2 separate regions of the Homo sapiens genome follow, and region 1 is linked to region 2. A link is a loop called in an ENCODE intact Hi-C map of the cell type or tissue named here. Cell type or tissue: MCF 10A. All regions are shown on one strand. Region 1 overlaps ATP8A2 (ATPase phospholipid transporting 8A2). Region 2 overlaps ATP8A2 (ATPase phospholipid transporting 8A2).

Region 1 (4,000 bases), 79 kb after region 2:
AAATGTTGTCCAGCCTTAAATTTTCATTTTTCTGGGTAAGGGTACTAAATCCTAGAGTGCTGATATACGATATTTAGGCCTCACCCCATTGGTAAGTGGAATGTGCCTGTTGATGTAATCAAATTCACAGAATGTGGAATATAACACCCTCTTGGTTAAAAAAATAAGCAGAGGGATTTCTGGCAGAATCCAACTAACACTCGCAGAAATGAAGCACATGAGGTGACGAATACAAATGGGTCACTTAGAACTAGGAAAATCCATTGTAACAGGGCACAGAACTTGTTCTTTTTAAGCAAGAGTCTTGCTAACATCCACATTTATTTCATTCATATTGAAGGTCTTCGAAAGCTTAAGCTCTGAAAATGGAAGTGGTTGATTTGAAGATGATAAATGGAAACTGGGAAATTAGACTGCTTCCATAGGTGGGCAGTGTGTCCTCTTTTTCAGGACTCCGGGGTCCCTGAATTGTGAGTTTTCCCTCACAGCCTCTCCACATTCTCTGTGCTGTTCACCTCCCACCCACTGCTCTGTCTTCCCTGTGTTAGTGAAAAATCAAGCTTTTCCCTCCCTAGCCCAGAGAGCTGAGCTTTTCCCTGCTTTACTACTGTGTTTAGGAAAAGGAGGCAGCTTTTTCCTAAAAAGCAGTGTTTGGAAGTTGGAGGCACGTATGATGCTTTCTGGGCTGTTATCTCCAATATCCTTGCTAGATGAGCAGCCTCGCATGTTGGGAAAGAATCTGTACCAGAATTCGGAATATGGGGCTTGTGGCCACGTAGCAATGAGGTCACTGACCAGCTACAATCCCTGGAGCAAACCATTCACACTGCAGTCCTCTGTTTCCTGCTGGTGATATTCGAGGTAGTGGCCATGTGAGCTCCAAGCTATGATTTGTTGTTGTTCTGAAATTCTATGTATTATTTAAATTATAATACCTCAGATAAATAAATGAAACATCTCCTGAATTTATTCTTAATATGTAATTCATGGCCAAGAATATTAACTGATGAAGTGAATCATTTAAAGAAGGACTTTGTAATTTTTCTGTGGGATTGTATTTCACCAGAAGTGCTTCAGTTCCGTTGAGTCCTGTGTGATGTACTTCAGCTTGTCTGTGAGCTGAGCTGGTCTAACACGCTAAGTGATAACAGAATGGATTCTGTGTTTTATGAGTCAGTCAGCCAGATCTCAAAGGGATAACAATTAGGAAAAATATATATAATTTATCCCAGTAAAAGAACTAGCCTATTGCTGAAAAAAAGTTGTACCCTGTATTATTGCTTTTTTTTTGTCCCACAGGTGTGAATAAACCTGGAAAGCATAAACATTTGGAAGTTATTGAAATTTATTGAAAATATAGTACAAAACTCCCACCCTTCCTTTGTTTCCACCCAAAATGTAGAATTATTATAGTTGGCTGCAGTTTTTCTTATATCTCAGTGGTGTAATTTTCCCACAAGTAAGAAAACTGAATGGGTAGTATCTAAGAATAAGAAGCTATTAAATAGCAATTTTACATGCCTTTATGATGAAATACTACAGAAGATGGGAACTGTGTGTCGTGAAGTCATGGAAGTCTTCAATGACTAATAAGGAAATAATCTGGCTGACAGCAGGTGTTCTGATTAACAGAGAAGTTATTTCATAGCATAATAAAGAATGGCATGAAGAATTATATTGTCAAAAAAACCTAGCCAGATTTTTTTGAGCAAAGAGGGGTATTTCCACCCCTGACTGCCCACTGTAAGAATAAGAGACGCTTATTGTAGGATTGGAAAACAGTGAAGGAAATAGAAACCGCTAATGGTATCACTCTCCTAAGGGGACTACTGTTATTTCCTCTTAGGCACTTTGTGTTCGCATATACATACACAGGCATGCCCATACCTGTGTGTGCATGCGTGCTTCATTTTTCATGGTGTGCTCTGTGTACATTTTTTGCAAGGTCCAATAGGCCATAAATGACAAAAAGATACTGGGAACCTCTGTCATTAGCACTCTAAAGTTGTATTCTTTCCACCAGGAACCTTTGCCTTTTAATTTTAGTCATTTATAATTTATTCTGCTCTTCATGCTTTGTCGGCCCTCTCACATACTGGATTTTAATAGTTTTTCCAAAGCAGGTGGTATACAGAAGTTGAAAACATTGTATCACTTAATCTATTTTATACATGGGCCCATATTAAAAAGCAAAAAAGTCATTCATGGTCTCAAGAAGTATCTTGAGAATTCATCAGTTCCATCTCCTTTCCTCAAATACAACTGCTCAGATCCTCTGAAACTAAGGACCTCCTGAACACAAAATTATAAACCACAAATAGGTTTAACACCCTTTGATGTCAGCACCTTTTTTCTTCTGCCTAACTTCAGTACCTTATGGCACAGCTTAACCCCATTTCCTTTTGATTTTTGTTCGTTGGCGATGAGGAACAGCTGGTTACCTCTTTTGTAAAAATGACCTTTTCCCAATATACAAACAAGATCAAATTACCCTTTAACTTTCTCTTCATGTTACATTTCTTCTTTTCATCCTTCTCTTTTACCATGAAAAGCTTGCTATGCACACCACATAGTGCCCAGCATATGGTCTGCATTCAATAAATGCCTATTCGACTGAATAAACTTCAGTATTCATTGTTAATTGCTGTGTAAATAAAGCATCACCCTCCTTCCTAATTACCTTCTCCCATTCCACCCACATTCCTGTACTGGTCAGTGCTACTGGGAAAGGCTCTGTGTCCAGCTGGGAGTAGGAGCTAGGCCATTGCTGAGACAGCACTTGCAAAGGCCATTTGCAAGGACTTGATCACATCCTTACTTTTCCCATCTTCAGTTTATGTCTGGAGGATAGGAAGTGAGTAGTGAACTGAACACAGAACAGTAGGTAACAGGTTTATCTCTTTTCAACTGATATAGTACTTTATAGTTTACAGTGCCTTTAGTGTCTTAGCAAGCATTTATTGAGTGCCTACTGTGTGCTACCCAGTGGGCAAGTGCTAGAGCTTCAAGGTTGCTTAAAGCAACCCTTGCCTTTAGGGAGCAACAGCCTAGTAGAGGGCCTGGAATGTGACAAAAAATCATGACACATTGTGATAAGGTTTCCTTTCTTTTTGAGATGGAGTTTCACTCTTGTTGCCTAGGCTGGAGTGCAGTGGTGCAATCTCAGCTCACTGCAACCCCCGGCCCCCAGATTCAAGCGATTCTCCTGCCTCAGCCTCCTAAGTAGCTGAGATTACAGGTGCACATCACCACACCTGGCTAATTTTTATATTTTTAGTAGAGACGGGGTTTCACCATATTGGTTAGGCTGGTCTTGAACTCCTGACCTCGAGTGATCCACCTGCCTCGGCCTCCCAAAGTGCTGGGATTACAGGCGTGAGCTACCATGCCTGGCCGTGATAAGGTGTCTAATAGAGGTGAGACCAAGGCACAATGGTGGCAGAAAGGAACAAGCGATAAGTTCTATCTGATGGTCAGGTGAAACTCCAGAAAAGGTGGTTGACTTGGTCTGTAGCACAGTACCTAAAATGTAATTTATTTAATATGGTTCCATTCCCCTGTCTTGAGGGTGGATACTGGTCTTCTGTTTTGGAAATCTTATTGCAGGTTGCTGGCTGGCTAAAGCATTGAATGGCAAGGAAGAAATGATTTTAGATGTAGCTGAAGAGTTAGAGGTCATATCTTCGAGGACACTGAAGGAGAAATAAGGGTTGGAAGTTTTTTGTTTTTGTTTTGAGACAGGGTCTTGCTTTGTTACCCAGGCTGGAGTGCAGTGGTATGATCATAGCTCACTGCAGCCTTGACCTCCTGGGCTTGTGCGATTGTTCCACTTCAGCCTCTCAATTAGCTGGGACCACAGGAGAGCACCACCACGCCTGGCTAATTTTTTAAACTTTTTGTAGAGACAAGGTCTCACCATGTTGCCCAGACTGGTCTCGAACTCATGGGCTCAAGTGATCTTCCTACCTCGGCCTCCCAAATTGCTGGGATTATAGGCGTG
Region 2 (4,000 bases):
TTGGAATGTTCTTCATCACTGCCCACACTCCCACCTGTACCTAATGATTTCTTAAGCTTTAGATTTCTGCTGAATCATCCCTTCCCCAGGATGTTCCTTCAGACTTTTCACTAGGTCATGACCTCCTGCTGTGTACTTCATCACAATCTACATCTTCTGTTACAGTGCTCTGTTTCAGTGCAATCACTCTTCCCTGCTGGATTGTAAACGTCTTCAGGTCCAGGAAGGTTTTTTGTTTTGTTTAAGTCTTTAAACCATCTGAGTTAATTTTTGTCTATGGTGTAAGGAAGGGATCCAGTTTCAATCTTTTGCATATGGCTAGCCAGTTATCCCAGCACCGTTTATTGAATAGGGAGTCCTTTCCAGACTGGATAAAGGTGGTACATATACACCATGGGATACTATGCAGTCATAAAAAAGAATGAGACCATGACCTTCGCAGGAACATGGGTGGAGCTGGAGTTATTAGCCTTAGCAAACTAATGTAGGAACAGAAAACCAAATACCACATGTTCTCATTTATAAGGAGGAGCTAAAGGATGAGAACACATGGACACATAGAGGGGAACAACAGACACTGGGGCTTACTGGAGGGTGGAGAGTGAGAGGAAGGACAGGATCAGAAAATACAACTAATGGGTACTAGGCTTAACACCTAGGTGATTAAATAATATGTATAAGAAACCCCCATGACTCAAGTTTACCTATATATCAAACCTGCCCATGTAATCCTGAACTTTAAAATAAAAGTTAAATTAAAAACAAGATTTTTGTTTTTGTTTTTGCTGTTGTCTCCTTAATCAGGAGAGCAGACCGCACACAATGGGTATTTAATAAATTGCTTAAATGAATGCATGAATGCTTGCTTCAGCAACATAACTTTGGCAATGTGGAGATTGTGGTGGAATAGGAGAGAAGATGTAGAGAAGCCAAATGAAATCTGTTCCAACTTTTCAGGCAGAGGAGGATAAGCATATGAGCTAAGGTAGACTTACTCAGGATAGAGGGTAAGGGTTAGCTTTCAGAGTGAAGAGGTGTGATTGGCATCAATTAGGTGCTGACTGGATGCTGGCGAGAGAGAGAGAACCAGGTGAATGGGATACCTCTGGAGGAGCTGGCCTTGGGAAGAAAGGTGAGGGAAAGGTGGGGACATTTGCTTTCCTCCCTGTACACTGTGAAGGTAAGGCATGAGGGAGAATGCCCCTCAGAAACTGTTGTTTGCCTCAAAATCCAACAAAGCTCTTTTTAGGTTTGAAAAGAAAGCAGTTCTTTTTTGCTCATTCATAGAATACCTTTCAGTGAGTTGCTTCTAAGGACGGTAGCAGAGTTTTTGCTGTCATTGTTTTGTTTTATTTTTTGGTTTTTAGACAGGGTCTCACTCTATTACCCAGGCTGGAGTGCAGTGGCACGATAAGGGCTCAGTGCAGCCTAGACTTCCTGGGCTCAGGTGATCCTTCCACCTCAGCCTCCCGAGTGGCTGGGACCACAGATGTGTGCCATATGCCTGACTAATATTTGTAATTTTTATGGAGATGGGATTTCATCATGTTGCCCAGATAGTTTTAAACTCCTGGGCTCAAATGATCTGCCCGCCTTGGCCTCCTCCCAAAGTGCTAGGATTACAGGCGTGAGCCACTGTGCCCTGCCCTTGGTAGAGTTTTGAAGACAGTTGTTATGATGTTAAGTCATTGCACTGAGTCACTAGGCCATCCTTTGGCTTTACAGGACATAAAATATGGGAGTTTCATCACCAGACAGTGGGCGGTACTGGGTTTCCTACTGGGTGGACAGTCCTGCTAGTGGGAGAGTTCTGTCCTTAGTCTGTGCCCTTGGACTGTAGATATAGACATAGAAGGTCATCTCCCTTTATTTCGCCTTTCTGCCTTCATTGTCACTGGGGAGACAGTCCCCCCAAGTCTTCCTGTGTGTGACGCTGTGCAGGTGGTACATAGAAATGCCCATCAGTGATACTTATTTTGATGCTGCTGTGATCCTGAGAATTTTCCCACTTATAGGTGCTCTCTTTGGGATATCTGTTGGCATTCAACTGTTTTCAACAGAAGTCTCCAAAATTGGTACTCATCCAGGGTTATGTTAACTGCCCAGTGTACCGAAGGGTGATGTGGACAGGTGGAAAAAGACTGGGTTAATCTCTTAGTGAGACTAAGTGTTTTTTTACAAGTGGTTGGTTGTCTGAGGGTTAGAAGACTTAGAAGAGTTTTACATTCTACATTGAGGAAGTAGGCACTCACCCATGGTGGGTGGTCTGATGTCCTTGTTTCTTCAGTGGAGTTCTTTTTTCTTTTTTTCTTTTCTTTCAAGACAGAGTCTCACTCTGTCACCCAGGCTGAGTGCAGTGGCACAATGTCAGCTCACTGCAACCTCCGCCTCCTGGGTTCAAGCAATCCTCCTGCCTTAGCTTCCCAAGTAGCTGGGATTACAGGCATCTGCCACCACGCCTGGCTAATTTTTGTATTTTTAGTAGAGACAGGGTTTTGCCATGTTGGCCAGGCTGGTCTCGAACTCCGACCTCAGGTGATCCACCCACCTCGGCCTCCCAAAGTTTTGGGATTACAGGCGTGAGCCACCACACCCAGCCATCAGTGGAGCTCTTAATGTCATTTAGAACATTATTATTGTTGCAGTTGAACTGGAGATGGTAGGAAATAGTGAAGTTCTGCAGTTGTTGAAACAAGATGCTCCCTCAACTGTGCTGTTCCCCACAGTAGAGAGGTAAGACACTCCAGAGGAGTTGATGGTCGAGCAGCTATCTGATGCCTCTAACTGGGAATGGTCTCACAGATTCCTTACTGACCTTAAGCATCAGTAGTTTGCTTCCCAAGCTTGTGGCCCCAAACTAAATCTCTTTAAAAAAAAAAAAAAGCAAAAAACCCGAAAGTACATGATTAGATCTTGCAATACAATTATTGACAATGTATTTTCTGTAGTTTAAATGAATCACTTATAAAACTTTAGTGAATGGGATACGTACCTTATGTGGTTTTAGAAATATTCGTGTGCAAATGGGCAGAATGAATTGGAGTTCAGGTCACTTTGCCAACTTGTGAGATGTCACTAGATTTCAATGTATGTAAATAAACAAGCTCGTCTTTCCAAATACAACTGCACTTGTTATTTCCAAGAGTCTTTCAACAAATGGGATAGGAATTCACAGGCAGGGTCCCAGTGCCTGGTTGAATCTGACTCCCCCTGTGTAACCTTGGACCCATCGCTGAAACCCTATGCCTTCGTGTCCTTTTTGTAAAATATGGACACCATCAGTACTCAGGAACACCATGAGGACCAAATAGGTTTACACACGTAAATGCATGGAGAACAGTAGCTGACAGTGCTCAAGTGCTCACATTAGCAAAATGAAGTGATTCCCTAGTGAATCACACTATTACTTAAAGTTGGATTTTTTTTTGTTTTTTGAAATGGAGTCTTACTCTGTCGCCCAGGCTGGAGTGCAGTGGCATGATCTCAGCTCACTGCAACCTCCGCCTCCTGGGTTCAAGTGATTCTTCTGCCTCAGTCTCCCAAGTAGCTGGGATTACAGGTGTGTGCCATGATGCCCGGCTAATTTTTGTATTTTTAATAGAGACAAAGTTTGACCATGTTGGCCAGGCTGGTCTTGAACTCCTGACCTCAGATCTGCCCACCTCGGCCTCCGAAAGTGCTGGGATTACAGGCGTGAGCCACCACACCCAGCCAAAGTTTGATTTTTTTAAAACTTAAAAGTCCCAATGGATTCAGATCATTGAGATTTGTAACCTATTATTAACATACATTTTCTGGCTGGGCATGGGAGGCAGAGGTTGCAGTGAGCTGAGATCGTGCCACTGCACTCCAGCCTGAGCAACAGAGTGAGACTCTGTCTCAAAAAAAAAAAAAAAAGATATATTTTCTTCAGCTGGGTGTGGTGGCTCACACCTGTAATTCCAGCATTTTGGGAGTCCGAGGTGGGTGGATCACTTGAGGCCAGGAGTTCAAAACTAGC

The links. Peaks named below come from ENCODE experiments on the same cell type or tissue, not always from the same donor. Only the 100,000 strongest peaks of a DNase experiment are listed, where the experiment ranks them.
Region 1: it touches region 2 in a loop (2.7-fold over the local background); 1 of 110 quality-filtered maps calls a loop at or near these places.

Annotation. Positions count from the first base shown.
Region 1 is chr13:25,731,544-25,735,543 of GRCh38, forward strand. The region is part of intron 25 of ATP8A2 (ATPase phospholipid transporting 8A2); the gene reads left to right. Among named protein-coding and RNA genes, the nearest start is that of SHISA2, 320 kb to the right of the region's middle. In MCF 10A, no CTCF peak of the experiment used is centred here; a DNase peak (open chromatin) is centred at 1,588.
Region 2 is chr13:25,652,860-25,656,859 of GRCh38, forward strand. All of the region lies in intron 24 of ATP8A2 (ATPase phospholipid transporting 8A2), which reads left to right. Among named protein-coding and RNA genes, the nearest start is that of ATP8A2, 280 kb to the left of the region's middle. In MCF 10A, no CTCF peak of the experiment used is centred here; a DNase peak (open chromatin) is centred at 1,652.